Regions from separate parts of the Homo sapiens genome. Here regions 2, 3 and 4 are each linked to region 1. A link is a loop called in an ENCODE intact Hi-C map of the cell type or tissue named here. Cell type or tissue: HepG2. All regions are shown on one strand. Region 1 overlaps LINC00607 (long intergenic non-protein coding RNA 607). Region 2 overlaps FN1 (fibronectin 1). Region 3 overlaps LINC00607 (long intergenic non-protein coding RNA 607). Region 4 has its middle 71 kb from the start of FN1.

Region 1 (8,000 bases):
CTTAAACTTAGAACTTTTATCTGGGAAGTTTGTTTGGACAGTATTCAAATATAAGTGATAAAAATATACAAAGGCTGGCCAGGTGCGGTGGCTCACACCTGTAATCCCAGCACTTGGGAGGCCGAGGCAGGCAGATCATGAGGTCAGGAGTTCGAGACGAGCCTGGCCAATATGGTAAAACCCCGTCTCTACTAAAAATACAAAAAAATTAGCCCGGCATGGTGGCAGGCACCTGTAATCCCAGCTACTCGGGAGGCTGAGGCAGGAGCATCAGTCAAACCTAGGAGGCGGAGGTTGCAGTGAGCCGAGATTGCAACACTGCACTCTAGCCTGGGTGACAGAGCAAGACTGCATCTCAAAAAAAAAAGAAAAAAAAAAAGAATATACAAAGCCTATTTATGATTTTTAAAATTTGAATTCAAGGAAAGTATTGTTGCTTCTCTTAAAAGTTTTCGCTTAAGAACATGTTTTCATCTTCATTTTCCCTCATTCATCCTGAGGCCTTCAGCCCTCCCATAGCAAGAGAATATAAAAGAGGTGGGACAGAAAGAGTGAACAGGGCATCCCAACAAAGATGCGTTTTCCATTTTCCTCTGTATCTTGCAGCCTCTGTTACTACTGGGAGAGAGAGGAAGCTAATCAAAAGTGGAATGAATTTGTACTGTTTATAGGGCCTCCTCTTTCCCACACCCTTTACATACCTCACCTTACTTAATTCCATGACAATATAGTGAAGTCTATATTTTTATTCCGATATTACAGACACGTATACTAAAGGGCTCAGAGAGTAAGTAACCTGTTCAGAGTCACAGAGCTATAGCCGGGATTGGAGCCCAGGGCTGTGTGATTGTATAGAGCACCTTACGTGGTCCCTACCTACATTATGCTGAGTCCTTTTGCCTGCAATTAGGCTGAACTGCTGACAAGTCAGCTGGAAATCGTGGTTACAGCTGTAGGCCATAATCACAGGCAAACAATAATAAACAAAACATCTTCTGGGAGCTGAATTTGCAAAAACCTATGAAGTTATGGCAACTGCAGCCCTGAAGACAAGGCCCAGGTAGTACCCAGGCAGATTCAGAGAGAGCTGATGGAGAATAGGTATGAGTCTCCTACCTGGCCATTACTGTTTGGGTAGAACTTCCCTTCTCCCTCCTTCTGAAAACAAAAAACAAACAAACAAAAAAAAAAACTTGAACTCCACACAGGTTTTTTCTATTGCAGCTGCTGCAAACCAATGGGCTTTGGGGAACTGTGCTTCCCTTCAGAAAGGAAAGAGTATTTAACGATGAAAAGGAAGGTAAGAAAGAGGGATTTATGTGCCAGAAAATTTACATCATCTTTAGATGAAGGAGGGCTTGAAGGAAACATCCCAGCATGTAAAAGAGAAATGAGAAATGAGTACTTTTTAAAAAGTATCTATGTTCAACATTTCACAGGCATTGCTAAATCCCTTATTTTAAAAAATTATTTTTTCCCTCATATTAGCAATGTCACAATAGTCTCTATCACTGGAATTACACTGTATCATGCAAGGGGGTGGCAGAGGAAAGCACAGGCAGTGATGGATATACAGATCAACATAATGTGATGTGGCATCCCTTCTCAACCGCAAATACAATTACCTCCAGGGTGGCAGAACAGCCAAACTGCTTCAGTAGATTACTAGGATATTGCCTTGCTGCTCTAAATCCTAAGTCTATTTTCTGGGTTTCTATATATTTGTGGGGAAATGAATTTCCAGTTAAATCTTTGTTATTATCTCCCTAGAGCCAAAAATTGTGGGTGGGGCAAAGACTTATATTCAAAACAAATTTTATTCCTTGACGCTATCACTATCTTTCTTCCAAGGCCTCTTTGTCCAAGTACAATTCATTAACCACCATTTATGGAATACCGCCAATGCATCAGTCACTGTGCTAGACATTAGGGATAGAGACAAACAACACACTCCATGCCCTCCAGGAGCCCATGTTTAGTAGAGAAGAAGGACAACTGAACAAATAGTCACTACATAAAAGTTCACTGGTCAAGGTTTATACAAAGTATGATGAGCATACCTGGTATGTATGAGTATCTTCCAAGCAGGGAAAATTTCTTATGTTTTCTGTTGCAAAACAAATTTCCTCTGTTAAAAAAAAAAAATAAGTTGGCATCATTCAAATCGTCAACCCAAATTAACTGGTCTCTAAGTTATTGATGCCCTGTAGCTAGAAAGTCTTTAATTCTGTTACTGAAATCTACTGAAACATAGCCAAGTCTAATATCATACAACCCAAAGGGGAAATATCACATTTATCTAGATATGTAATTGAAAAAAATCTGTATACTTAGAAACTATGATATTTTCACTGCTTAACAATTTGGGGAAATCACATCAGGCCACATATTTAGAAGGTATCCCATGGCAACCATGAGAAGTTACTTTGGTCTCACATAGCTGAACATAAAAATGAATCCTGGCTTATCAGATGTCTGGAAGAAGGGGCAGCAAAAGTTATATCTCCTTTGAATTATTAAATTAAGTTCCTCTCTGGGTCTCCACGAGCTCTGGTGAAGCAAGAAAATGCATGTCCTACTCTTGGTCCCATGGATGTAGTAGACGTTCTTCATGCTTGATTTTTTTTTTTTTAAGGATTGTGTCTTACTTATACTTACGGGCTTGTGGTTCAGCGGAGACCACACTGGACTGGACTGAACAGACAACTGAAGGGCTCTCTCTACCTTTCAGCATCTCTGTCTGCCTTTCTGACTACCTAAAAATTACTGCAACCTCTGATTCTGTTTCTAAGGTGGATTTTCCCTACTCATGCTTCCTAGAGATTTGGTGAGGATTTGTTGAGTCATGGGACATTTCAGCTTGCCAAGGTAAGGCTTCATTTTGGCTTTGTATGGCCCTTCTGGGATCACTGATGTCCCTGGGCCAGGTTCATTTGTATCTGAAGGAGGGAGGAGTTAGTTTGGAGGCACAGTCTAAGAGGAGAGAAGTGGAGGGTGAAGAGGAGGGGACAGCAACTGATCTCTTTATGGCATCTTATACAGAGTTGGCACCTTGGCAATTAGGATATCGGGGACCAAAAGCTGATGCACCACTTTAACAAGATACTTTGTAAATGTAGGGCAGGGTGGAGGTCAGAAACACAGGCAGGACTTCCAAAGGCTGTGGGCACTGTCCCTGTGAGGCTCAAGTGACAAGGTGGGAGACAGGATTGGGTGGAGGCCACAGTTCTTCCATGTTGAAGAACTCTCTAGCATCCTGAAGACTGCCTACCTAGAGACCAACCCAGCGATGCTGGTGCTTTCTTGGTAGACTCCTTGGAGAGGCAGTCGTGAGGAGTCTTTGTGGTCAGTGGACAACTGGGGACTGGAACATGGGGAAGTTGGGTGGTTACAACTGTAATTAATAGACCAATCTGTGGCCCACATGAGATCCACCTGAAAGAATTCTTGCCCAGCTCTGTGCCTTCTTCCTAAGATGTGGCACCCAGAATGGCACCAAACATGCCTAGTGAGGTTTGGATCAAGAGTAAGCTGGCTTCTCTGCTATGTTTTCAGTAGCCTTCCTGAAAACACCCAGCATTTGTTTAGCTTCTTTAGCTTTAGCACGTGTTTCCACCAGTGTCCCTTAACGGAGAGGATGACTATGTCACTGAAGAAGTGGAGGGGCTGAAAATGGACTCAGCTCTTGGCCCCTGTAGAGACTGCAAGACTCCGTGCACAACGTGACAGTCGGGGCTTCCTCTGAGCACTGCGCCGTTCAGCCCTATTGCGCAACCTGCCACGCCCTGTTACTGTAAATGGAACACCGGCTGTGAGCTGGTCAAGGCCCTGCCATGACAAGGCCACTTGCATAGGACTCCAAATTAAAAAAAAAAAAAAGGCCTTTCTTATTGACTGAAAAACTGGTTGTGTTTTTCATATTTTTCACTTTCTGGAGCTGAATTATTAATAGGCAAAAATTAGGTGGGGCTTCATTGATATTCTCACCAGCTTTTACAAACCAAGAATCGGAAAGTGTGCCTCGGTGAGTTGCCTTTTGTTAGCAGTGTGGAGATGCAGGCAAAAGTGATCAGCGTGGTTTGTATTTGCAGCCGCCCCTCCCCTCTCTTCAGAGTCTCTCCTTCCCGGCTGCAAGGTGCGTCTTTAATGTGCGACACTGACAAGGCGTTTCAGCCATGCAGCTAATTAATATCATGCCGAGGCTCAATGTGACAGGTCCTTCAGACTCATAAATCAGAAACCACTAACAAATGTCGTTCCTTTTCTGATCTCTTTCTCTTGCTTTTTAATATGTTGATTTACTTTCAGTATGCATAACCAAAAAAGAAACAAACCAATAAAAATACTGATGAAAATGCCGGGTGCCATGGCTTGAATGCGTTTTAGACTTTCCAAGCCAGCAAGACAACAGCCAGGAAAACAGCAAAGAAAAAAAAATCACCCTTGCCTTTCAGGGTATGGACATAGGAGGAAAACAAAACATCAGATAGTGGTCTATCCTTTAGAGACTATGAGTCACTCCCCAGGGGCTGTATCAAAACAGACCTAGTTACCTGGAGAATACAAAAAATGGCCTGGCCAAAGTTCAAACACTAGACTGACCAAACAAAAGGATTCCCAGGGAAGAGGCGCTAATCAAAGCTCTGACAGCACGCAGCCCTGATGAAAAACGACTGTGGAGAATTCCCATTAAGGATATTTGAAACCACAGTTCTTATCTTTCCCTCCTTCCCCTTCTCTCAGCTGGGGACCTGCAGACTATCTTTTCCCTCCAATCTTATCCATGTACCGGAGACAGACTGTGTTCACTTAGGTCAAATGTGGTCAGGGTGGAGGGGTCAGGTTACAGCTCCCAGCTAATGAAAAAACTGTAGCTTCAAAGTTGCCTGGTTTGCCAGTTCTCTCAAGAAGATCCACATCCAGTAAAAATAATTCTTAAATTTACCCTACTGATGGGAGCACCTGGAAAAAAGGATTTTTTTTTTTAAGCCTGAATATCAAGTTTGAAAAAAGCCAATTATTAGCAGCCTGGAAGAATGCTTTACAAGATCTTGAAGAAAGATAGACTTAAAGAAAATAGTGGAATATTTTTTCATTAATTCATAGCCACAATAGTCCTATTCTTAGAGAGCTTTCTTTTCACAGCCATACTGATTTTTCAAACACTAATTTCCTCTTACTAGTTCTGCTCCTTGTGGAATTTATTAAAGAAAAGAAGAGTAGAGTCTTCTATTTATTGTGTGGTTGCCAGATAAAGTATCTAAACATAAAAATTAAAAAATTGCTTAGATTACATAGACACAGGCACTTAAATTTTAAAAGATAATGTTTAAAAAGATAAAGTTATCAGTTATATTCATGGGAATGAACATTAAGCATTCATCAAAAAGATTTTAAGAAATAACTGGGAGTAAGGGGGAATAAGAATATAAAATTAAAAAGTATTTCTCAGAAAAGCATAGCACAGCATGTCTGTAATAGAAGGAAGCAAAATAAAATGTTACACATTTTAAATCAAGAAAGTTATCAAAATGTCTAAATCCCTGCCCTAAATCACTGAAATGATTATGTACATCCATTCTGTCTCCCTCAATGGAGAACACTTGCAAATACATAGGTCCTTTAAAATGCTTTGGTGAGGATGGATATGGTAACATTGTGTCAGAGGCGTGTGAACCAGAGCACTTCCATCTTGAACAGGGGCTGGGTGAAATATGGCTGAAACCTACTGAGCTGCATTCCCAGAAGGTGAAGCCATTGTAAGCCACAGAATGAGCTAGAAGGTCAGCACAAGATACAGGTCATAAAGACCTTGCTGATAAAACAGCTTGCAGTAAAGAAGCTGGCCAAAACCCACCAAAGCCAAGATGGTGAGGACAGTGACCTCTGGTCATCCTCACTGCTATACTCCCACCAGCACCATCACAGTTGACAGATGCCCTGGCATTGTCAGGAAGTTACTCTATATGGTCTAAAAAGGGGAGGCACTAATAATCCACCCCCTGTTTAGCATATCATCACAAAATAACCACAAAAATGGGCAACCAGCAACCCTCAAGGGTTATTCTTTTATTCTTCTACTTTCTTAATAAACTTGCTTTCACTTTACTCTATGGACTTGTCCTGAATTCTTTCTTGCACGAGATCCAAGAACCCTCTCTCGGGGTCTGGATCAGGACCTTCTTCCTGTAACAATTGGGTGGACTAGGTTATGCTGCAATAACAAGCAACCCCAAAGTCATGGTGACTTAAACCACAAAGATTATTTTTTGCTCCTGTTATATGTCAATCAAGATTCAGCAGGGCTGTTTTGTTCATCACACTCGAAGAATACAGGCTGATGCCAATGCTGGCTCAAGAGAGACCTGGGGAGTCTCTTCCCAGACCTGGGAAGATCATGATCTTCTCAGAAGTGGGAAGGGACACAGACCTGTTCCATTCACACTTCATGAACCAAGTCATGGCCAATCCTAAACATCAGAGTGTGGAAAGTGCAGTCCAACATGAGGAATATCTTATGGAGTGGGCAATATTGATGTCTGTCTGGAATGTTTGCATTGGTTCTTTTTCATCTGTGTTTTGACTTTCTTCTAACAGGTGTTGGCCTGTTTACAGATGCCAATAAAATGCTTCTTTGAATGTAACTTCTTCCTTTTGGAATTCCAGGCATCTTGCTATCTGTAGAAATCTCTTGGACTAATAACAGGGTATTGACAATGGATTTCAACGCATAATGCCTAAAGGCAGGTGCAAATTTGAAATTCCCAAGTCCTTGTTTGTCCTGGAAGTCAAGCCTCTTGCAAAGTTAAACGATTTCAGTTTTTTCTCTTCCTGTTTTTTTCCTGTTTCTTTCCTCTAATCATCTTTATCTCCCAGATCTTGTCCCATGGCCCCTGTTTTACTGACTAAAACAGAACTTGGTCTGAACTTTTAAAACATATTCTCCAAGGCTTCCAGCATACCATTTCTGCCATATTTTCAAGATCAATTGTGGATGACCGTAATAGAGCCAGACTCTGGCACCAATGCACAGAGGAAAGAGTTTACAAATATTTATAAAGAAAAATGATTGAAACTAATTTTTTTTGTCAAAATGAAATTCAAGATGAAGACTACACCCTTCCTTTTAATCAGAAGGTGCACGAGGTTTAGGAGAATGCAATGAGAAATGAAATTCACAGGACTTGCTGGCTTCTAATCTTCCTTAAAAAATAAGAAAATTAAAAAGGGAAATTTAGGCTTTTTATCAGGCCAATTCAGATATGTTTTTGAGACATGATATAATAGTAAATCACAGTATAACATTTACATTAACAGGCTCTTGAAAATAATTGTTATTGTAAAAACGATACATTTATTGTAGATAATTAGGGAAATAATGAAAGGTATAAAAAAAAAAAGAATCAGCCATAATTTTAGCCTCTAGAAATAATAATTGCAAGCATTTTGTGTTGTCCTCCCAGCATTTTCCCTGTCTCTGCAGTTTTTTTATACAATTAAAAAATATACTGCAAAGGGTATAACTATCGGTCCACAAATTCAGACATACTTGAAATATTAATTTCCTTCATTTTTTAAGGCTCAAGCTGATTTCTTTCTTCTTTTTCTTCCCCCCTTTTTTAGAGACAGGGTCTTCCTCTGTCGCCCAGGCTAGAGCACAGTGGCATGATCACAGCTCACTGCAGCCTCAAACTTCTGGGTTTAAACAATCCTCTTGTCCCAGCCTCCTGTGTAGCTAGGACTACAGGTCCATGCTGCCATGCCAGGCCAATTTTTTAATTTTTATTTTTGTAGGGACAGGGTCTCATTATGTTCCTCAGACTGGTCTCAAACTCGTGGTCTCAAGTGATCCTCCCTCCTTGACCTCCGAAAGTGCTGGGATTACAGGCATGAGCCACCATGCCCCATATAGATTAGTTTCTATTTTAAGACCTCACTTTGCCTGGGAACTGAAATTTAATCTTGGTCAATGTCAGCCAAGTTCCTTCTTTCTGGAGGTT
Region 2 (8,000 bases), 200 kb after region 1:
AGTTAAATCCAGGCTTCTAGAACAGCAAGAACCCTTTGTGTGGATGTGTAGATATTATCTTAGTTTAACATCCCCTAACCCTTCCTGTAACTATTTTCTATGACACGTTTGGACTACGTTTTCTGCCTCCAGGGCTCAAAAATTCTACCCCTTCACCTGACAGCACTTAGATGTCTTTGATGCACACAAAGCTTCTTCCCAAGTGAGAATTCTTAGGATGACCAAACTGAACTGATCCTTTTGCACACATACATGTTTAGACCTGGTGATCATTTATCAAGTGCATTTCTTATCCATTTCCAAACAGCCCACGAGGAAATCTGCACAACCAATGAAGGGGTCATGTACCGCATTGGAGATCAGTGGGATAAGCAGCATGACATGGGTCACATGATGAGGTGCACGTGTGTTGGGAATGGTCGTGGGGAATGGACATGCATTGCCTACTCGCAGCTTCGAGGTATGCTGGCTGATTAACAAAAATATTTGAGATGGCAAAAGGTACAGAAAGGGACACTTTTTTTTATGAAAACTTGCACTATGCCAAAAGCAGGGGAAGAAATATGGAATGCCACGTCATTCATTAGTCTACTGTGCATGGTAAGATAAGCCTGAAAGGCTTAGCAGGCAGCCTGCTAAGACAAGCGGCATAGCAATGCTAATGTTCTGAAACACTCCTAGCATGTAAGTACTTAGGCTGAGCCAAAAAGATGGCTTCAAAAGTAAGAATGAAACATTTGATCCATTCAGCTTTAGGCTATGCCACTGGATTCATGTCTAGAAAAGATAGGATAATTTCTGTAAAGAAATGAAGACCTTGCTATTCTAAAATCAGATCCTTACAGATCCAGATTTCAGGAAACAAATACATAGGGGACTAACTTTCCTTGTTCAGATTAGTTTTTCTCCTTTGCACCCAGCTATATAATATGAGGAAGTATTGACTTTTTAAAAGTGTTTTAGTTTTCCATTTCTTTGATATGAAAAGTAATATTTCGGGAGAACCCTGAGCTATTAATAATCTATGTGGCTAGTGCGTAGATATTGGTCTGAATTTGTTCTCCTTTTGTGGTGTCCAGTGGGTAACACCATCCGGGAGTAATAATTACATGTGGTGTTGCAGAACTGAAAGAGACCTTAATAACACATAGAGACCTCACTCTATATAGATCAAGGAGCTGAGACCCAAAAAGGAAAAAGTAATTTTCTCAGGATCTCTCAAAGAGTGAGCAACAGAGTTGGCCTAATTTATTTTAGCGTTGTGAATACTGTTGACATTTTATTTCCCAAATCTAAGTATCTCCTCCCCTTCCCCCTATTCCAGAGACCAGACCACCACATCATGCTGGGTGTTAGATAAATATGTTTAATCTTCTTCTTATTTATCCTAACAAGCAGATATTTAAAGGAAATTATCAACTAAGCAAGAAATTTTCAGAAAGTAAGACATGTATTTGTTCAAATACTGGCTTCTCACAGGAAAGTGTATTTTACCACATTCTTTACTTGAGCATACTGTAACCTCTGCAAAAGTTACACATTTTGGGAAGAAAAAAATTTTTTTGGCAAAAATTGTATTACTGACCAAACTTTGAAAAAAATGTTATTCTATGCTTGTAGAAAAGTTATTTTAGTGGAAGGTGTTGATAATTAAGTGGAAGTAGTTGTATGCTTTGAGAAGCATACCTTTTTTCTTTCATCAATGGAACTTTAAAAAGTTTCTCACTCACCCACCTGTTTCCTAAACAGATCAGTGCATTGTTGATGACATCACTTACAATGTGAACGACACATTCCACAAGCGTCATGAAGAGGGGCACATGCTGAACTGTACATGCTTCGGTCAGGGTCGGGGCAGGTGGAAGTGTGATCCCGTCGGTGAGTAGCCCTATTTCCCTAGATGAGTTTGCACAGGGGGAATGGTTAGCAAGTTTCAGATAAGAAAAGCTATGTGAAATCACATGACTGAAGTTGGCTCCAGACTTTGATCAGTTGCTTGCAAAGAACTTTGCAAAGTCTTCTCTCTAATACTGGACCAAAATATCTCGATATTGGTAGTCGTCTGGTTTTTGCTGAATTTGGTGACAAATTTAGGCTTATTTTAATTGAATGGAATTTATTCTTGGGTTTAGAATCATAAAGATAATCCATGCTATTAAAAGTATTCTTTCCTTTTTTTTTTGTTTGTTTTTGTTTTTGTTTTTGTTTTTTTGAGAGAGAGTTTCGCTCTTGTTGCCCAGGCTGGAGTGTATGGCACAATCTCGGCTCACTGCAACCTCTGCTTCCTGGGTTCAAGCAATTCTGCTGCCTCAGCCTCCTGAGTAGCTGGGATTACAGGCATGCGCCACCAGGCCCAGCTAATTTTGTATCTTTAGTAGAGATGGGGTTTCTCCATGTGGGTCAGGCTGGTCTCAAACTCACTTCCTTACCAGCTGTGTAACAGCATGAGCAAAGGGTGTAAATATCACCCACCAAAACACTCTAGGTTTTTTTTTGGCCGCCCTTCAAAATAGAACTAAGCAAATAGTGAAGGCTGAGCCTTAAAAGAGCTGTGTTACCAGCACTACAAAGTTTAAGGTGATCCATTACTATTTCTTTACCAAAAGAGACAGGTTGCTCACTGAGAAAACAAACTGATAACATCCGTTTGTTTGACGTGAGATTACCAGAACTGAGAGAGAAGCCTGAGAGGTTTTCTTAGAAGCTGCTCAGCAGGTATACTCGTAAAGTCTAGTTCATTCATTTAAATGTCAAACAGTTTCTTTAAATTTTGAAGAAGTAAGGAAAATGAAATTATTGCAGATTTTTTTCTTGCTATTTAAATGTTAAGCCAGTTATATTAATATGGGTAAAAATAATAACTAATATTTAAAATTAATGTGTAGATTATCAATATACACTGAAATCTAAATCTTTACATTTTTATTTAGAAATATTACCTTTTAGAAAACTAAATATTCCTCCTAATAGGTACTTTGGTTTTTTTTTTACTACAAACTGTCCTGTAAGGTAAAGAATGTGAACAAAATATTTTTTTAACTGCATATATTTGTAAGAACAATTGCAAATTTCTATTTAAGCTAAATGTATGCTCTAGCACCCTGAAATTAAATTCGTAGTTATAAGTCTTCAAGGCTGTTTATCTTTTCCTTCCATGTATTTTAGACCAATGCCAGGATTCAGAGACTGGGACGTTTTATCAAATTGGAGATTCATGGGAGAAGTATGTGCATGGTGTCAGATACCAGTGCTACTGCTATGGCCGTGGCATTGGGGAGTGGCATTGCCAACCTTTACAGACCTATCCAAGTAAGTAGCTCTATTACTGCAAGTTGAGAACTGCCAATTGGGTTATAACAACAGGGCAGTGATTATTAATGCTCTCATGCCTAAGTTGGGGGTCTCCCCTCTTTCCCACCCTTTTCTCTTGTTATTATCTAATAATCAATTGAATTTTTGATTAAAATAATTTTTCTCTCTTCCTCTATCAAGTAAAAGGTAGAGAAGGCTATGAAAATGTGCCTGTTTATAATTTTACTTCTTAACTCTGTAAAATATTCTGTTAGGTTAAGACACTCTGGCTAATTTCATCTTATATCCATACATGGAAATAAAAACCACCAAGTGAGTTATGCTGGGAGTAAAGGTTTGGGGCTTTATATTATGATTCTTAACAGAGAAGCTGCATAGAGAGATGGCATGAAATGCAGCATAAGGTACGTGTTCATTCAACATGTCATCTAAGCTCCCTTTGCATCAAACTTTTCATTTGTTTGATCAGTTGCCACCAGGAACACAGTATGTTGGGCCAAGGGTTGAGTAACTTGGTCAACTCTCTGCCCACACAGTTCAAACACTCTCAAATGTTTATTGCTGGGTTTTTCCAGGTCACAAAGACATCATGCCTAGCTGTAGGTGTAATTAGTTCATTTGGGGGGAAAATTGCATTTAAATATTCACTGAGTGATTATAATAAAACATGTTAATAAAACATGAAAGGCTAATTAAAAGGCATCAGTTATTTGAGCAACTGCTGAGGTGCAAAGTCTCCAAAGTCTTCACTAACGTTTGACTGAAAATATGGCCTACATTCAGAAACAAAAGAGTTTCAGGGTGTCAGAATCTGCATGCGACAGAAATTAAGATTAACTCTGTGATAAAAGATTCACTGTGACAGAGAACAAGCTATGGGAACAACTTGGCCAAAGGTAGTGTTAGCCAAGCCTCATTCCTCCATTTCCTCATCTGTAATATGGGAAGATTGTAGCTGATTACCTTTAATGTTCCATCCTAAATACTAAACACCCAGATGCACCTTTTCTAGGAACTTGGAAGATTCTGCTTTTCCCAACCCTCAGACACTGTCAGTGCTGGGGAAGGTGACTTCACTTTTGAAGGCTTATAGCACAGATTGACCAACCTCCTAAATTGTATTTCTTGGAGGATTTAGGTGTAGGAATCACTTAATTTTTTGTAACTTAATATATATTTAAATCTGATTGTGGAAGTACTATAAGTATATGAATGGTTTGTTTGTTTATATGATGCAAATGATACTTAAATGGTAGAAACTTCTAAAAAAATGCTCTGTGGTTTCTATATTTATGATTGTTATTGGTGTTGCAATTTGCTGAAAATGATTTCCTTCTGAATGATTGAGAGAGATCTTCGTCTCTCTCAACATAAGGCTGTCCACATAGCTGCTTGCTGGAAGCATTTAGGTGGACATGTTGGAGATAAAATCTGGAAAGGAAGGAATCCTTGAGTATTGGAGTATTACATGTTGACCTTACTCCTACTCTTTAAAAAGGAGAACAGCAAGATCCCACTGAGCATAGAGGTGATTTCGGAGGGAAGAGATTGGAATTTGACCTCAGATATGCTCTTTGGTGCTTATCTGTATGTCTGGTTTGCTCCGTGGCCTAGCACGTAGGGCTTTAAGAGTGTGGTGAGAATAAGGGAACAGCAGATTACCAACAGATTGTCTCTGAGTCCTGCCTTGTTTGTTCCTCCTACAGAGAACTTGGTAGAGTTGTTCAAACTAGCAAAAGATAAGAGGCATTTGGTTTGTCAATAAGCAACTAGAAAAGCACAGATCTCAGCAAAATAAATAGAGAAAAAAAGGACTGAGTCAAAAAATCATAAATGTTTAACTTCTCCAAGGACACTACTATTGGAAATTATTCATTTAGACTTTATTTGAAACTAATTTTAAAAGTGTAGACATTGTACTATCTCCTTTTTTTGGTATCATCTCAACTATTTTATTGTTAGTTTATTCATATTGAATAAGAGAGGGAGTAAAGATTTCACAATGGCGATAGCTAGTATATGCCAATTAAGTTAATTTAAAAAGTTATACCAACTACCAGTAGCGAAAAAGGACTGTCAAAAGTTTAAATCTAAATAATGTAAAAGATGTCATAATTTTTAACTTTTCTGTCTTTAAAGGATACATAGTATAAGCTAGAGTAATTATACGTAGTATAAGCTAGAATATAGGAATTTAATTGATCTAAGAAATAACTGACACAAAGTCTCTTTACTTCCTGAACAAAAACATGCTAAATTCCATGCTGTTCAGTCCATTTCCTTTAAAGGTGGGCTATGCCACAGGGCTAGATTTTAAAACGTGGAATTTCACACCAGTGCTCGAAATCTTATGAAAGCAAAAGGGACCTCTGTAGTTGTACTCCACTTTGGCTTGAGTAAAAACCACTGCTGTACCCTTTTTCTTTCCTTTCCCTGCCCATTTTTATCCTCCTCCTTGTGTCCTTGTGGACATAGAAATATGATTAGGCTTAGAGGTGAACAGTAAAGGTCATTTATGTTATCTTTTCAAAACTTAATAGACATTTATCCATCATAAGCTTGTCCCCCCTCAAAATCATGATTGACAAGACTAAATAAAGTGTATATCAGGTGTCTCTTTATGGAGGAAATTGTAGTAGGATTTATTTAAAGGATCAATATTTAAATAGCCCTATGCCAATTATCATAAATAATTAAGGACATGATATTCCTAGCTTTCCTGATTTACATGGAAGTACGTTAAATAGTCACATCTCCAAAATTTTTCTTGAATAGTTGTCTTTAAAAATGTGTTTACATTTGTAAGGATCTTCATAAACAGAAGGGGTAATTCAAAGATAGGCATGGAATTGACTTATGCCAATTGATTAAAACAAACATCCTGTGTGTTCTGTGAAATACATACAACTTTAAAATGAAAAACTCATAATTTTATGCATGAATTTTGGTGTTCATGTGGCTTGGAAATATGTGCATTAAATGGAATTAAGATTCAAAGTATTTGCTAATCTTCAACCAACTTTGAATTGTTACTGGTGTGGAAGTGAGCATATTGTTTTAGAATTTCTGAATCTACATGGATATCCAAGTTATATATTTTTTCTGCTACAGAAAGCTTTGTTTTCCAAGAGAATTTAATGGCTTAGATAATAAAGTTTGAAAATCAATGTATTTTTTTTCCTAGAAGCTTTCAGAAAACTTAAATCTGTTAATAATCTGGTGAAGTGCTTTATTACACATACAAAATTTTGCTCTGTTTGACAGAGTGTCAGTTAGAAATTCTTGAAAAGGTTACTATAAGACACAATTTTTATTTCTAGTAATTTAAACATTGACTGACATCATAAAGATAGTGTTTTAAGAAAAGATAGTTTTCTGTTCTGCAAGCATAAATTTTCTAGCTATTTCATTATTATCTTAAATGGAGTTAACACTACTTAGAAATTGATGCTACTTCCCTTATTTTCCTTTTATTTTAAACAAAAGAACCAAAACCATACTTTAAATTTTGTTGATAACAGTGATATACATCAAGGTGTAGAAATACTGAATTTAGTATACACTTCATAAAGTCATTTCTGTTGACAACTGATTTTGGAAAAAAAATAAATTTAATCACTTAATAATTTGATGGATCAATGGTGTGATTTGGGAGTAAACTTCTTGAATAAAAATAAAACTTGATGTTTTTTCCAAACTGATAGACTGCTTAGACTGATGAGAAATAAAACTAGGTCTTTAATTATTACCTTTGCTATTTGTCTAAGATTCTACCCCCATTTAGAAATGTGTTTGTTTTACATCATCTCATATGGCCTTTGGAATGTTGTTTCCTTCTTAGGTAGTAGATTCATTCTTGATGAAAACCTTCCAAAATTAGAATTTGCTTTAAAAGAGGCTCAATACAATAAGTAAATGAAGTCTGTGTTCTGTATTACATTATTTTTGTAGGATCGTTTCACAATTTTCTCACAATTCTTACTTTGATAGTAGAGAAAATAAAAGCAAGCCAAGAGACTTTTTTTTAAAAATATATTTTATTTGCTATAAACAACTATGATTTGCATTTCTCATGTGAAGAATAATAATTATCGGCTAAAAATGGATTTGCTGCATTGATTTTCAACGTAAATATTTAAAAGATTAATGCCAGATAATTTTATTATACTCACATTTAACGACAAGCAAAGCTGTTTATAATGATGACTGTCCATGTACACAGTTTTAAGTTGAAGTGAGTGAATATTCAAGATAATTAAATGCTACATTTTCATTTTCAGGCTCAAGTGGTCCTGTCGAAGTATTTATCACTGAGACTCCGAGTCAGCCCAACTCCCACCCCATCCAGTGGAATGCACCACAGCCATCTCACATTTCCAAGTACATTCTCAGGTGGAGACCTGTGAGTATCCCACCCAGAAACCTTGGATACTGAGTCTCCTAATCTTATCAATTCTGATGGTTTCTTTTTTTCCCAGCTTTTGAGCCAACAACTCTGATTAACTATTCCTATAGCATTTACTATATTTGTTTAGTGAACAAACAATATGTGGTCAATTAAATTGACTTGTAGACTGAGGGGATTTTGGTTTTGGTTTTGGGTTTTGTTTTTTTGCGGTGGGGGGGCTGGTATTTGGAAGAATTTAGCTCTTTATGTTACAGAAATCTTTTTTGCAAGGACTTAGAAA
Region 3 (8,000 bases), 210 kb before region 1:
AGAGATGCGGAACAACTCACAGTATCTACTTTCCAGACTGTCCTCTGGCCCAGGTCCCATGGGCTTGTGCCTGAGTCTTAAGGAGAGGGGTCATTGGGAGCAGGAGGCAGCATTACTTTGTTATCCATGCCAAAGGGGAAGAGGAAATTCTCCCTTACTTAAAGAAGAGCAAAACATTGCATCAGCATCTCAAAATCAGCAGCTTTGGTAGTGCTGTGACTTTCGGTTTCTCTGAAAGTGTTCCTCAAAGAAGCCAGTATTTGAATTGTTTGCTACTCAGCCACGAAGAGATAAGAAGCCTGTGTCAGAATGCATGTGAACACGCTGCTTGCTTCCTAGAAGCCTTGCTTTGAAAAAGAAGGTCTGCCCATCCACATCATTTTGGCTGGTATGTCTCTGGTCTGCAGTTATTATTTTTGGTCTTTGCTCTCATGTAAATGGTAACGTCTGGCCTTGTTAATGTATAACTCTAGTCTCTCAGAGAGTACTGCCAATAAAAATTTTTTAAAGTTAAATTAGTTCAATCATTGTGGAAGACAGTGTGGCAATTTCTCAAAGATTTGGAACTGGAAATACCATTTGACCTAACAATCCCTTTACTGGGTATATACTCAAAGGAATATAAATCATTCTGTTATAAAGATACATGCACGCATATGTTCATTGCAGCACAATTCGCAGTAGCAAAGACTTGGAATCAAACCAAATGCCCATCAATGATAGACTGGATAAAGAAAATATGGTACACATACACCGTGGAATACTAGGCAGCCATAAAAAGGAACAAGATCATGTCTTTTGCTAGAACATGGATGAAGCTGGAAGCTATTATCCTCAGCAAACTAACGAGCAATAGAAAACCAAACACTGCATGTTCTCACTCATAAGTGGGAGCTGAATAATGAGAACACATGGACACAGGGAGGGGAACAACACATACTGGGACCTATTAGGGGAAGTCATGCAGGGAAAGCATCAGGAAAAAGAGCTAATGCTTGCTGGGCTTAATACCTAGGTGATGGGTTGATAGGTGCAGGAAGCCATCATGGCACATGTTTACTTATGTAACAAGCCTGCACATGCACCCTGGAACTTAAAAAATAATAAAGAATAAATGAAAAAAATTTTTTTTAAGTCACTCAGAGATGTAATGAAATATTCAGTCCTATTTTACTTCCCAATAAAGAGCTTGGAGAAGCTTACGGACTGTGCAGTAGGTGTCCTCACATGCCCTGATAAGCAGGGAAGAATGGCTGGTCGTTGCCCATGGTACATATGACCTCATTGTCCCAATTGCCCTATGAGTGGCTGGACTGCTTAGTCATGAAGGTGTGGTCCAAGCAGTGATCTGGAGGCAGGGAAATTAAAATGCAACAGTCCAGCTGGGACCCTTCTGCCGTTACACAGTGAAGCTACTGGGAAGCTGTGTCTTTGCGAGGTGGGGGAGTCTGAAGCTTCATTTCATGTCCCTGCTATGGTGTGAGGCCTCTCTCTCTTTCCAAAGCTAATTATTTGGAGCCATTGTGAACTCCCACTTTCAGGCGATTTGAGTTCCAACAGTTTATTTCACTGTCAGTTGTTCTGAACTTAAAAATAATTTTTCTACCAAAAATAATAAAAGGAACGAAGGGTCAGCTCATAGAAATCAACTTAAATTCAAACCTAGATGAACTAATGTACATTTGCAATGAAAAGAAGCAGAGAAATCAAATGTTATAGTTTAGGTATGCAGACTGTGTTTGCAAATCCATTAATTATAACTGAACATAACCAAATTAATAAAAATAATTTCTTTTTTCTACAATATGGCTTTGACGATGGCATTTTTAATTAGAGGAGGAGAGGAGAATGTTGGAGACTTGTGGAGATTATCCAGGGGGAAATTCTCAGCACATTTGAAGCCTTTAGAAGTTAAGGAATAATTTTACTTAAAACTTTAGTTTGACACCCATGTTTTACTAGCATTGATCAGCCACCCCAAGGTTCATTTTTAATCACAAAGAAAGAATACGGAGCCTTGAGAGCGTGAAGGATCACGCCTGTAGTCCCAGCGACTCTAGAGGCTGAGGCTGGAGGATCACTTGAACCCCAGAGTTCACGGTTACTGTGAGCTGTGATTGCACGACTGCACTCCAGCCTGGGCATCCTAGAGACACCTGTCTCTATAAAAACAACAAGAAAGAAAGAATGTGGGGAAAAAGAGGATGGGTATCTTGGGTCAGTTTCCTGGAATTCAGACTCTGAGATAGTGTAGTTGACTGGGGAGCCGCTCTGAATCAACCCCTGTGGAGTAACAGAAGCAGAACTGGAGAAGAGGAGATGCAGGTACCGCAAATGACTTGGCTGATGGCAGGGCAGCCCTGAAGCAGGCACAGTCCTTCAGTTGTCTATCTCCTCATTGATCAGTGAGTGGATAGGGGCCACTTCAGGAAAGGTGTGACTTGGAGCATGCAACTCCCCCGCTGAGAGCAAATCCCACGGACGATGTCTCCTGAGTACCACGGTCGCTGATACGGTTTGGCTGTGTCTCCACCCAAATCTCACCTTGAATTTTAGTTTCTGTAATTCTCATGTGTGGTTGGGGGGACCTGGTGGGAGATAATGGAATCATGGGGGCAGTTTCCTCCCTACTGTTCTCGTGGTAATGAATAACTCTCACGAGATCCTATGGTTTTATAAGGGGAAACCCCTTTCGCTTGGCTCTCTGATTCTACCCTGTCTGCTGCCATGTAAGATGTGCCTTTTACCTTCTGCCATGATCGTGAGGCTTCCCCAGCCACGTGGAACTGCGAGTCCATTAAGCCTCTTTTTCTTTATAAATTACCCACTCTTGGGTATGTCTTTATCAGCAGCATGAAAATGGACTAATACAGCCACTAACACCACAGCCATTGGTGGAATTGGTTTCGGTCCTGAAATCGCAGTATCCACTCTAGCGCCATATTTTTTTTCTCTCAGGTAACTGGGCAAGGATGGGAGAAAAGAGGAAAAACTGTGTTTATGGAGGTGTGTAAAGATAGGGGGAAAAAAGACAAGCTGTGGAGGAATTAACCAAATTGAGCTTTGGAAGACAGAGGGCAGCAGGGAGCAGCTCTTGCAACACCTTTCTGAGGGGAAGAGGAGGTGAGAGGGAAGGCCCGGCTCAGGCTACAGGCTGCTCTTGCCAGAACAGTTGAGCTGCTGGTGAGGATATGCTGCCCTAGGGGAAGGAGGGACAGTAGACTGACCTGATATTCAAGGCAGGGAACAGTTGATGACATTTTATATTCTACCTTAGGGGGTCCTGCACAGAGAAGCAGGTGAGGGCTGCTATGGTAATTCCCAACGTGTTTTATTTATTTTATTTTATTTTTAATATGGCAATACAGATCAGTTTTGTTTTGTTTTGTTTTGTTTTTTTAACATTTTGCATCTTTCTACAAAGTGTTATACGGGCAATTTTTCTTTTCTTTTCTTTCTTTCTTTTTTTTTTTTTTTTTTTTGAGACAGAGTCTTAGTCTGTCGCCCAGGCTGGAATGCAGTGGCTTGATCTTGGTTCACCAGGTTCAAGCGATTCTTCTGCCTCTGCCTCCCAAGTAGCTGGATTACAGGTGTGCACCGCCATGCCTGGCTAATTTTTGAAATTTTTTTAGTAGAGATGGGGTTTCACCACGTTGGCCAGGCTGGTCTCAAACTCCTGACCTCAGGTGATCCGCCTGCCTTGACCTCCCAAAGAGCTGAGATTACAGGTGTGAGCCACTGCGCCTGGCCTAGGCAATTATTTTTGATGCCAAAGTAGAATTAATTGTTTTCATTAATTTTTAAATTAAGGCCAGGTTTGATGGCTCACACTTGTAAATCCCAGCACTTTGGGAGGTTGAGGCCAGAGGATCACTTGAGGCCAAGAGTTCAAGACTAGGCAACATGGTGAAACCCCCTCTCTACAAAAAATAATAAAAAAAATTAGCTGATCATAGTGGCATGCACCTGTAGTCCTAGCAACTCAGGAGGCTGAAGCAGGAGGATCTCTTGAATCCAGAAATATGGGGTTACAGTGAGCTATGATGGTGCCACTGCACTTTAGTTTGAGGAATGGAGCAAGATCCTTTCTCTAATAATAATTAATAGTAATAATAAGTTTTAAAATTAACTGTGCTTTAAGGATTTTTGTGATACCTTCCTAGACATCCTGTTTATTGTTGCAGAACTGATTGGATTCTCTTTCATAGAGCTCTGACCATAGAGGATACAAAGCAAATAAATAGAACAATCCTTGCTTTCAAAGGAGATTTTGATACAATTTTGAAAAAAAAAAAAAGAATGCAAAGTATGCTGCTCTTCCTAATGCCAAGGAGTATTTTACTTTTTAGCAAAAACCTTCTCTTAAATGTGGAGAACACTCAGGGGGAGGTGGAAGAGAGAAAGCAGTGAACAGATTCATCTTCCCTTCTATATCTGAAAGGATAAGCAGGCTGTGCTTTCCAGAGTGAGTTAGCATGCTATTTTATACAAATTCTGGGAAATGTCGGGCGTTTAAGTGTTGCTTTCTTGTTTGTTTAGTTTTCACGGTACTCCGGAATGTGTGTATCTCAGACATTTGAAAGGCATTCTGTAACCTATATTCCAGATATTATCCCTTAGTCATCTTTTGGGCTAGTCTGTCTGTAATTGATGAGTGTGCTTTTGAAATCCAGGGTTATCTTTGTTTAGGAAATAATTAATTGCTTGACATTGATGACCCTATTTTGTAGTTCTTTGTTCTATTTTGTAAATTTAAAAATGCTTCTTTTATCTTTGTATCGTTAACTTTGCCTTTATTACCTGACGAATAGCATATTTGCTGCTTAGGCAATGACCTCTGCAAATCAGTGTTTGGTGGGAAGGGCAAAGAGAACATGTAACTGTAACCTGAGGAGGAGTTTTTCTTTATCTCTTGTTCCGCTCTTATAGACTCCAGCGAACCACTAGAAGGAGCCTGTATCAGCCACTTTCCAATTCTTTGCAGTGATTATGTTTGAAGCAGATATTTATGTTTTCATTCCTGTTGATATCAGTGGGAATACTCTTGATAAACATAAGATGTGGGAAATATTTATTTCTGGGTCCTCTATTCTTCTTTCAGAAACCTTTCTCTCTCTTTTTTTTTTTTTGTCCACTCCTTCAAACTCCAGGCTTGCCACTTCTTAGTGGCATGACTGTCTCCTTTGCCCTTCCCACCTAGACCACGCCATAGCTTGTGGGTCAACCTCCTCACTTGGCTTTCCTGGTACCTCTGCTGTATAAACTTGCTGTTTTGGTTTCACTGCCTCAGGGCCTTGTTAGAAGATTTGCCAGTTCTTCTGATAAACCAGTCCATGCAATGCTGTTAATAGTTGATCAAAATCAACCCCAAATATGCCTCCCCTAAGAACCCGTTCCCATTCTAATCTGACGGGGGTCTTTAACACATTTAATTCCAAGTTTTCCAGTCTGGCCTGTGCTTAGAGAAAAATTCACAGGATAAGCACAACACATTTTTCTGGAGCTTCTCATTTACTTTAAGAACCTTAAAGGAAAAACTCACATTATTTTCATATTAAAAGAAATAAAGATACAGATTACACTAGACATCAGAATTTCTCATATCTTAAAAATAAAACATGAGAAAATAAGAAATTTTTACTTTTGGTGAATTATTCTGGGTTTGGTCTCTAGGTACCCTGCAAGGCTTGCATAAAAATCTTAAGAAGCCAAACCTCTTTGGTTTAAGCAAAAAATAGTTTTCAATGCTCAGAATTATAGACATTTGAGGAGGCTAATTTTTTTTTTTCTTTTCAGCACTTCTCTGATCATTTGCCCAGATGGGATGTATTTGCTGGGCCAATAATGTGGGCAGGAACACATTTTTCAGGCCTGAATATTTTTTTGAATCTCTTTACAAAGTCTTGTTTGGGTCTATTTGTGTTTTAGATCAAGTCTTGGTTGGTGAGTTAGAGATCTAAGTGATGACATTTAGCAAAAACATGGCATGGAGCTGCTTTTTAGTTTGCATTTTGGGCTAAGATAAGACACTTTATGTGCTTCCTTATAAAGGATATTTAAAATTTTTGAAATATTTACTTACAGTAGTCAAGTCAATGTCAAACAAGAGAATGAATCTTCAGGGAACTTTGAAGATAGGTTTAAACTTTTAAACATATGCATTTGTTTTATTGTATCGTAAATTATATAAAGAAGAATTACAATGAGGAATTGAAAAATTAATGGGATTTTTTTTTGTCAGAGGAATCCCTATGGGGAAATTATTGTAGAATCCGACAATAGTGCAAATTATTCATACTTTGTTGCTTTTTTAAAAAATTTTATCTTATTTTAGGCTTTTTTTATTTTTATTTTTTTTAATACTTCAAGTTTTGGAATACATGTGCAGAAAGTGCAGGTTTGTTACATAGGTATACATGTGCCATGGTGGTTTGCCACATCCATCAACCCATCATCTACATTAGGTATTTCTTCTAATGCTATCCCTCCCCTATCCCCCTACTCCCTGACAGGCCCGGGTGTGTGATGTTCCCCTCCCTGTGTCCCTGTGTTCTCATTGTTCAACAACCACTTATGAGCGAGAATATGCGGTGTTTGGTTTTCTGTTCCTGTGTTAGTTTGCTGAGAATTATGGTTTCCAGTTTCATCCATGTCCCTGAAAAGGACAGGAACTCATCCTTTTTTATGGCTACATAGTATTCCATGGTGTATATGTGCCACATTTTCTTTATCCAGTTCATCATTGATGAACATTTGGGTTGGTTCCAAGTCTTTGCTATTGTGAACAGTGCTGCAATAAACATGTGTGTGCATGTGTCTTTATAGTAGAATGATTTATAATCCTTTGGGTATATACCCAGTAATGGGATCGCTGGGTCAAATGGTATTTCTGGTTCTAGATCCTTAAGGAATTGCCACACTGTCTTCCACAATGGTTGAACTAATTTACACTCCCACCAACAATGTAAAAGCATTCCTATTTCTCCATATCCTCTCCAACACCTGTTGTTTCCTGACTTTTTAATGATCATCATTCTAACTGGCATGAGATGGTATCTCACTGTGGTTTTGATTTGCATTTCTCTAATGACCAGTGATAATGAGCTTTTTTTAAAATGTTTGTTGGCCATATAAATATCTTCTTTTGAGAAATATCTGTTCATATCCATCACCCACTTTTTGATGGGGTTGTTTTCTTTCTCGTAAATTTATTTACATTTCTTGTAAATCCTGGATATTAGCCCTTTGTCAGATGGAAGATTGCAAAAATTTTCTCCCATTCTGTAGGTTGCCTGTTTGCTCTGATGATAGTTTCTTTTGCTGTGCAGAAGCTCTTTAGTTTAACTAGATCCCATTTGTCAATTTTGGCTTCTGTTGCCATTGCTTTTGGTGTTTTAGTCATGAAGTCTTTGCCTTGCCTATGTCCTGAATAGCGTTGCCTAGGTTTTCTTCTAGGGTTTTAATGGTTTTAGGTCTTACCTTTAAGTCTTTAATCCATCTTGAGTTAATTTTTGTATAAAGTGTAAGGAAGGGGTCCAGTTTCAGCTTTCTGCATATGTTTAGCCAGTTCTCCCAGAACCATTTATTAAATGGGGAGTCCTTTCCCCATTGCTTGTTTTTGTCAGGTTTGTCAAAGATCAGACAGTTGTAGATTTGTGGCATTATTTCTGAGGCCTCTGTTCTGTTCCATTGGTCTATATATCTGTTTTGGTGCCAGTACCATGCTGTTTTGGTTACTGCAGCCTTATAGTATAGTTTGAAGTCAGGCATCGTGATGCCTCCAGCCTTGTTCTTTTTGCTTAAGATTGTCTTGGCTATATGGGCTCTTTTTTGGTTCCATATGAAATTTAAAGTATGTTTTCTAATTCTGTGAATAAAGGCAATTGTAGCTTGATGGGGATAACATTGAATCTATAAATAACTTTGGGCAGTATCACCATTTTCACCATATTGATTCTTCCTATCCATGAGCATGAAATGTTTTTCCATTTGTTTGTGTC
Region 4 (8,000 bases), 110 kb after region 1:
GGCTGGCTTGGAAGTTTTCACTGGGTAAATTTGGTGCAATTTGAACATCAAAGAAAGAGGAAAAAGGTACCTTCATAATAGAGAGATCCTGTGGTCAGCCAGACAAGTTGAGATTGTCTTTTAATAGGAAATCATGAGAATTGCCCATCATTTTTGTAGCATTCTTGATAAAAAAAAAAAAGTTTAACTGAATCTGATCATAAGGAAACAACCAGGCAAATCTAGCTTGTATGATATTCTAAGAACACTGACCTCATTTCTTCAAAAATATCAATGTCACAAATAACAGAAAAAAAAGGTAGGAGGACTTTTCTAGATTACAGGAACTAAAGCAATATGCCAAATGCAATGTCTGTCCCTTGATAGAAGAATATAAGTGTTCTTAAAGATACAGTTTGTCTAAAATGTACTTTCAAATTGTTTTAGACACACACACATACACATAGGGATACACATATACCTAAATAGAAAGATAACATGACAAAATATTAACATTCAGTGAATTTAGGCAAAGGATGAGCAGGAGCTCATTGTACTATTCTTTTCTTTTTTTATTATTATACTGAAGTTCTGGGATACATGTGCAGAACGTGCAGGTTTGTTACATAGGTATACATGTGCCATGGAGGTTTGCTGCACCTATCAACCCATTATCTACATTAGGTATTTCTCCTAATGCTATCCCTCCCCTTGCCTTCCACCCCACTTGACAGGCCCCAGTGTGTGATGTTCCCCTCCCTGTGCCCATATGTTCTAATTGTTCAACTCCCACTTATGAGTGAGAACATCTGGTGTTTGATTTTCTGTTCCTGTGTTAGTTTGCTGAGAATGATGGTTTCCAGCTTCATCCATGTTCCTGCAAAGAATATGAACTCATTCTTTTTTATGGCTGCATAGTATTCCATGGTGTATATGTGCCAAATTTTCTTTACCCAGTCTATCATTGATGGGCACTTGGGTTGATTCTGAGTCTTTGCTATTGTGAATAGTACTGCAATAAACATGCATGTGCATGTATCTTTATTGCTTCACTCTTACATACATTGTACTATTCTTTCAAAAAAAATTTTTTTTTTTTTTTGAGATGGAGTCTTGCTCTGCCACCCAGGTTGGAGTACAGTGGCACGATCTCAGCTCACTGCAACCTCCACCTCCCAGGTTCAAGCAATTCTCCTGCCTCAGCCTCCCAAGGAGCCGGGATTACAGGTGCCTACCACCAGGCACAGCTAATTCTACGGGTTTAAAATAACAGATTCTCCTCAACTTATGATGGGGTTACATCCTGATAAATCCATCGGAAGTTGAAAAAATCCTAAGTCAAAAATCCATTTAATACACCTAACCTACCAAAACACCATAGCTTAGCCTAGTCTACCTTAAACATACTCAGAACAACTATGTTATTAGCCTACAGTTGGGCAAAATCATCTAACACAAAGCCTATTTCATAATAAGGTGTTGAATATCTTATGTAATTTATTGAATGCTATACTGAAAGTGAAAAACAGAATGGTTATACGAGTACTTGATGTACAGTTTCTACCAAATGCTTTCGTACCATTGTAAAGTCAAAAAATCATTAAGTTGAACCATCATAGGTCGTGAACCACCTGTGGCTGGAGTAGAGACAGGTAACATCAACAAAAGACTGCAGACTCTGGAGTCAGACTGCCTGGGTTCAATTTCAGGCTCTAAATTCCAGCTATGCGATCAACATTTCTTGATCTGCTTGCTTATCTGGGAAAGGAAGGTAATAACAAACCTGTCTCACAGAATTTTTCCTAAGGATTAAATGCAAAAATTCATGTTAAACACACAGCACAGTTGTTTGGCATGTACAGTAAATACTCAATAAATGTTATGCTGATTATTATTATTACACTAGAACCTGTGTTAGCTCTTCACAGAATAAGACTTCTAGCTGATAATTAGATGGTACACATTTGTAAAAAACATATATTTTAAAATTTCTGTTTCTTCTTTTTTATATCAGTTTAAGATAATTTGCACCTGCATGAAAAAAGCAAATTACAAATCTTTATTTCAGAAACCCTAGTTTTGTTCTTTTTTGTAAATTGACTCTACTTTTCCAACCAGGAAAATGACAGAACTGTTAGCGCATTTAACCACATATGACTGACCCATAATAGTTGTACAAGAAATGTGAAAGAATGAAAGAATAAAATAATGAGTAAATGAATAAACTGGTCCTGGAAGTCAGGCTACCAGACTACACTCCCGAAATCTGCAGGAGTTATGAGCCTCTGCTTTGCTTTCTAGATATCTGTGTCAGCTGCCTCTCCCATGTGATGGCCAGATTTGGGGCTAATGTAGACTCTTTTGTATCCTCCATATTCCAGCCCTATACCCTAATTTCAGAGTTGCTTGTCTACTTTTTCTGTGGGCTCTGAATGGTTGTTTTAATCTATATTCAGGCAGAGTAACAGGCATGAGGAATGTATGACGTAAAAGGTGCCAAAATCAACCACTATGCAAAAAAAACTTCTCTTCCAGCAGCCTGGGTGGGGGCTTCTAGCTGGAGAATATTCAGTTGTGTGAGGGCATCTTAGTAGACCACCAGTGGTATCTGGAAGAAGGAGCCCCCAAAAGCCTCTATCACTCATTAGCAGGTTTACACAATTCATTGAACAGATTGAATAGTTTAACAGATTACTCCATTAATTAGATTTTGGGAGAACAGGGCAGTTATGTGTTGGCAGAGCAAACAGAGAAAATCAAATTCTGGAGTGTGGAACGTTTACCCAAAAGAAATGCAGCTCTGGCAGCCAGATCAAAAGGTAGGGCTCTGAGCAACAAGAAGACCACGCAGCTGAGTGGGAGGAACTGATGGAAAGAGAGATGTGGGTGCAAAACACAAGCCTCTCACCCTCTTTATCCTAGAGCTGGTCATGCGTATTTCAGGAGAGCACACAGATCAAAGGCCTCTCACCTCCTCTTGTTCTTATTTCACATGCCATATCAAAATGTTTTTTCAAACACTCTGATGGGGAAGTTAATTTAAAAAAAAAAAAGAGTTAAAAGTATGCAATGAAGATTTTCCTTCTTTCCTTCTCAAAGTCTCCACAGTCTTTTGAGTAATGCATGCAATTGCCTAAACCAAAATCTTTTGCCATTCACCAGATGGATGCAAGAAACTGACTTATGAAAAGGCTGACAGATGACCACTGAGTATAAAGCACCCTGACACCAAAGTGATCAAAGTCAAGAAAATAGAAAGACATTTTCACTGAAAGGGAGAAAAATCTGCACCAAAAACACATGTGGCTGAATCACATCCAATGGACAGCCTCTGCAGATTTTATTCTTTGACTTTAAAAATATTCAGTGTTTGTAATTTTTTAAAGTTTGCTTTATCATAGAATTCTTTAATATTCAATCTAGAAATCAGCCAAACTAGAGTGCTTAGTAATTTACTACAAGGAAAGACCAAAGACTTTTTGAGAGTAACAAAAAAAGAAAAAGAGGAACTTCCTACAACTGGATATTCTTAAAGACAGCTCACTTCCTGCAAACTCAATGAAAGGGCACTATACCAATATACTAATGCAATTGCAGGTATGATTTATATTTAACTTCATAACTTTTGCAAATCTAAGGAACTGGAAATATAGGCAATATAAAAGAGTAGAGAAGCTAAACATTAGGCTGCAATACATTTTTTGTTTTATACTTGATGTTAGTGAAGTAGACAGTCAATAATACACAAGAATTCAAAACCAATCAAAATGTGAGCAGGAAGGGTGCATACCTGGAAAACACCTGTTTAGGATCAGACAGAAATAAATACAAATTCTTTTTTTTTTTTTTTTTTTTTTGCCACAACTGGCTACACAGCAAGTTACTGTGTATCTCTGAGCCTTAGCTTCCACAACTATAAATGGGAATTGTACAACTTCATTCTCAAATTCAAGAGATAACATATATTAATCAGCAGGTTGAGTCTATGAGTGAGTAACACATGTTCACTATTATTCCAAAAAGAGTCACCCTGGCCCATTCCTTTGACCCTGTGCTTGAATCAACATACCTGTTCCATAATAAGGTGAGCAGCATCTGGCCTTGGAGTTTCACAGACCCACAGCCTTACCACACTCTCTCTCTTTCATCTCACTTTCTATCATATTCACAACCTATTTTAGTATATCAGTGACACATAAGAACTAAGGATATAATAATCATGAAGGGTTTTAAGTTTAAAATACTAACAAATTTTATTTTCAGAAACAGAGTTTAAAGAAGAGGCAAACAATTCATTGCTGCTTTCTTTTTCCTACCTGCATTCTGTCGGACTTGAGCTACATTAAAAATCCAGCTGTAGGCATCAGAAATCAAAAACATTTTTACACAAAGGCACCCCCTTCAGGCTCCTAGTTCCTGCTACTGCCATTTCTTTTGGGTAAACATTCCACACTCCAGAATTTGATTTTCTCTCTTTGCTCTGCCAACACTCTGCACTGTTTTCTCAAAATCTAGTTAACAGAGTAATCTGTAACTATTAAATCTGTTCGATGAATTGTGTAAACCTGCTGATGAGGGATAGAGGCTTTTGGGGGCACCTTCTTCCAGATACCACTGGTGCTCTACTAAGATGCCTTAACACAACTGAATATTCTCCAGCTAGAGGCCCTACCAGGCTGCTCGAAGAGAAGTTTTTTTTTTTGCCTAGTGAGCGTTTCTGGCTTTTTTTTTTTTTTTTTTTTTTTGAAGCGGAGTCTCACTCTGTCGCCCAGGCTGGAGTGCAGTGGCGTGATCTCGGCTCACTGCAACCTCCGCCTCCCGGGTTCACGCCATTCTCCTGCCTCAGCCTCCCGAGTAGCTGGGACTACAGGCGCCCGCCACCACGCCCGGCTAATTTTTTGTATCTTTAGTAGAGGCGGGGTTTCACCGTGTTAGCCAGGATGGTCTCGATCTCCTGACTTCGTGATCCTCCCGCCTCAGCCTCCCAAAGTGTACCTTTTACATTATAAATTCATCACGCCTGTTACTCTGCCTGAATATAGATTAAAAGAACCATTCAGAGCCCACAGAAAAAGTAAAAGTAAAAAGAAGCAAGGTTTGCTGACTCAGGGAGAGTCTGAAAGGCACTTTGGACTTGGCCCTATCTCCCTTCCCACCTCTTTGTCCTTATCTACTCCCCACCTCCTCCTGAAAGCTGCCAGATTGTGACTGTATTTTTGACCCTAGTTCTTCTGAAATTCTTGTGCAATGAGTTTATTACTTTCTTCTGCTCTTGCAGTTTCCTCTCATATTCTTTCAAAACGTTTTCTTATGAAATTGTCTTATTCACCCGATTGTAGCCAGCCTACCCTTCTAGAACAGAGGACTCCCATTCTTTCCTGTTCTGTATTTTATCTAAAGCCAATTCCAATTCAGAACCACCTCTATTTCTAAATTTTGATTATACATTAATACGTCTTGTAACATTCCCCATTTGGCTCCTCCAACCCATTTTTTTCTTCCATTAATTGATACAGATCTGAATTCAGAAGTGGTCTTCTAGTGGACTTTCCATAAGTACAAAATATTTATTCCAGCCACAGAGGTTTGCATAACTTTACATCTTGCCTTTGGTATTTATGTCCTCTGTTGGTGAGAAAGTCTGAAAATTTCCCAATGTTCTTGTGAGTTAAGGACACCTCAAGAGCTATTTCAATAAGGTGATTTTCCTACTCCACGTTTGTTTAACATCATGCATGCAATCTAGTATCCTATTTAAGAAGATATTGTCTGTGGATGAGATAGAAGGCAGGGAACAAATTGACTTACTAAATCTTTAGGCAGTAAATAAAGACTTCTTCTCTGAGCTCTTTACCACAAACACAAATAACCCTAAACCCTCATATCCATGTTAATAAATCCAAAACTCCCCTTCTGTCCAACACAGACGATGCCTGTCTTTTCCTAGCCCTTGGAAACAACTATTTAATTACCTGTGTAATTCTCACCAAGTTATTACCCTTTGCCTTATCAGAAAATGTTTTCTGCTCTGTCATTTGGTTTAGTCAGTGTGTTTTTCTTGGAAAGTTTCTGTTTCTGTGTCTCCTGTACCCCCAGAAGACTCACTCTTGGAGTCAGCACATGACATTTTTTTCCAAGTGCAGAGGAAGGGCTCTGTGGCCCCTGCAGAAGAACCACAGCTGTGGCTCTGTGACTTACAGGTGGCGAAGAACTTGAAGGGAGAACAGCCAGGTCCCACTGGCTATTCTGGGATGTTTGAATGACTCAATAACCATTATTCATTAAAAAGTAGGTTCCTGCTGCACTTCTGTCCAGAGAAATCCACAAGGTGCCCATGTGAGAGGTAATTTGGATACAAATCATACCTGCTTTGCAAAGCACCTACCCTTATGGCTTTCAATTTAAGGACCTATTGGAAACCAATGTTCCATTTTGTTCCATCTATGGGCATATTACTGAATATGACAGGCCTCTCCTAAATGACGTTTATTCATACCCCTTGTTCAACCCTACTTTCAGCTCCTGTATGATGACTGCCTACTTCTTTGAGGCTTCCCAGGATCTCCTAAAGTGATTCTTATCATATGCCACATAACCCAAATTCTAAATCAGATCTTCCTAAACAATACTTTCCAAATTTTGTGGAAGTCTATCTAAGAATTTTCATGATACCCACAAATAGGAAACTAATTTTATTTAAAAGCAAAAGTTTGTGGGTCTAAAGGTGTTTTTCTAGTGGCATGGCCTCCTCCATAGGAAAGGGAAGGGAACAGACCTTTAATCCACCAGATACAGCACTACCTGCTTTCTATAATTATCCCTGCATTTTCTCACAGAAACTTTATGGATTATATTGTTAGTCCCATTTTGCAAATAAGAAATGAAGGCTCAGAGAAATTAACTAGATCGAGTGTCTGGGCTCAGATTTCACCTGGTTCTAATGCTGATGCTGCCTCCATGAGATATGCTCCTTTCAAGGAAGGTGTTTCCCCATCCTTTGGAACAACTCCGTCTAGAACAGAAAAAGAGAAAGGTAAATGAATTCATCCTAAATTGGGAGGGAGGGCAAAGCTGTCATCCTCCCAAGCTCAAGAGAAATAATGTAGTAATAAATAGTTTTTAGTGCAAATAAAAATAGATTGTAAAGTACAAACAAGTTAATGATTCTGTTTAAATAATAGAATAGAATGTGAGCACCAAACACACAAACATTTATCACAGTCACTTTTTTATGAGAGCTATACAAAGAATTTTTTAAATGATCATTATGCACATCTGCTCCACATCTGTAGCCTCTCTGTCTGCAACTTTATGGCTAGTGGCAACAGTGAAATTACACCATCCCTCTTCACTGTAAGGCAAATCTAAGAGGCCTCCCCACTGACCATAATATTAGGGAACACAATGAAGGGAAAATAAGTGTCTGGGCATGGCATGGGGGCCTAGGGCAGTCTGTGGAAGACAAAGTTGTGAAGCCGGAGAGAAAGTACCTATCATTTCAGTTGGCTGAGGCATCCTAGGTAACAGAGCTACAGACATACTCTAGGATAAATAAATGTATAGATTGTGATGTTAAGATTCCTGGTCAGAAGGCCCTTCCACCTGCGTAAACTATTCTACTGTAATTGATCTGTTCCGTGGTCATTTTTGTTTTGTTTTGTTTTGCTTTGTTTTTTTGAGACAGTCTCACTCTGTCCCCTAGGCTGGAGTGCAGTGGTGCCATCTCAGCTCATTGCAACCTCCGCCTCCTGGGTTCAAGCAATTCTCCTGCCTCAGCCTCCCGAGTAGCTGGGATTACAGGTGTGCACCACCACACCTGGCTAATTTTTGTATTTTTAGTAGAGACAGCGGTTCACCATGTTGGCCTGTCTGGTTTCAAACTCCTGACCTCAGGTGATCCACATGCCTCCCAAAGTGCTGGGATTACAGGTGTGAGCCACTGCACCTGGCCTATTTTTGTTATTATTGCTGTTTTTTTACTTTACTCTCCCAAATATGAGATGATAATTACTACTGTGTGT

What was found. A loop is a pair of places that touch in the nucleus more often than their neighbours do. Peaks named below come from ENCODE experiments on the same cell type or tissue, not always from the same donor. Only the 100,000 strongest peaks of a DNase experiment are listed, where the experiment ranks them.
Region 2: a loop joins it to region 1, with 3 times the contacts of the local background. A loop is called at or near these places in 2 of 110 quality-filtered maps.
Region 3: it touches region 1 in a loop (6-fold over the local background); 8 of 110 quality-filtered maps call a loop at or near these places.
Region 4: a loop joins it to region 1, with 7 times the contacts of the local background. A loop is called at or near these places in 4 of 110 quality-filtered maps.

The regions. Positions count from the first base shown.
Region 1 is chr2:215,615,986-215,623,985 of GRCh38, reverse strand. LINC00607 (long intergenic non-protein coding RNA 607) reads left to right here. Exons shown (of 10, transcript NR_037195.1): 7 at 1,225-1,300; 8 at 2,636-2,868. LOC102724861 (a long non-coding RNA gene) reads right to left here. Exons shown (of 8, transcript NR_187737.1): 2 at 2,061-2,128. Among named protein-coding and RNA genes, the nearest start is that of LINC01614, 98 kb to the left of the region's middle. RefSeq lists an enhancer at 3,606-3,900. In HepG2, no CTCF peak of the experiment used is centred here; DNase peaks (open chromatin) are centred at 4,705 and 6,595; H3K4me3 peaks cover 440 bases.
Region 2 is chr2:215,414,551-215,422,550 of GRCh38, reverse strand. FN1 (fibronectin 1) reads left to right here. Exons shown (of 46, transcript NM_212482.4): 10 at 308-460; 11 at 1,750-1,878; 12 at 3,166-3,309; 13 at 7,593-7,714. Among named protein-coding and RNA genes, the nearest start is that of FN1-DT, 17 kb to the left of the region's middle. RefSeq lists a silencer at 1,711-2,005. In HepG2, no CTCF peak of the experiment used is centred here; DNase peaks (open chromatin) are centred at 1,860, 2,570, 3,800 and 4,950; H3K4me3 peaks cover 2,928 bases.
Region 3 is chr2:215,823,817-215,831,816 of GRCh38, reverse strand. All of the region lies in intron 1 of LINC00607 (long intergenic non-protein coding RNA 607), which reads left to right. Among named protein-coding and RNA genes, the nearest start is that of LINC00607, 16 kb to the left of the region's middle. RefSeq lists enhancers at 158-207, 228-307. In HepG2, a CTCF peak has its summit at 3,074; DNase peaks (open chromatin) are centred at 366, 3,106, 4,586, 4,846 and 1 weaker place; H3K4me3 peaks cover 1,136 bases.
Region 4 is chr2:215,502,850-215,510,849 of GRCh38, reverse strand. No RefSeq gene overlaps it. Among named protein-coding and RNA genes, the nearest start is that of FN1, 71 kb to the right of the region's middle. In HepG2, a CTCF peak has its summit at 4,366; DNase peaks (open chromatin) are centred at 4,049, 4,409 and 5,139; H3K4me3 peaks cover 302 bases.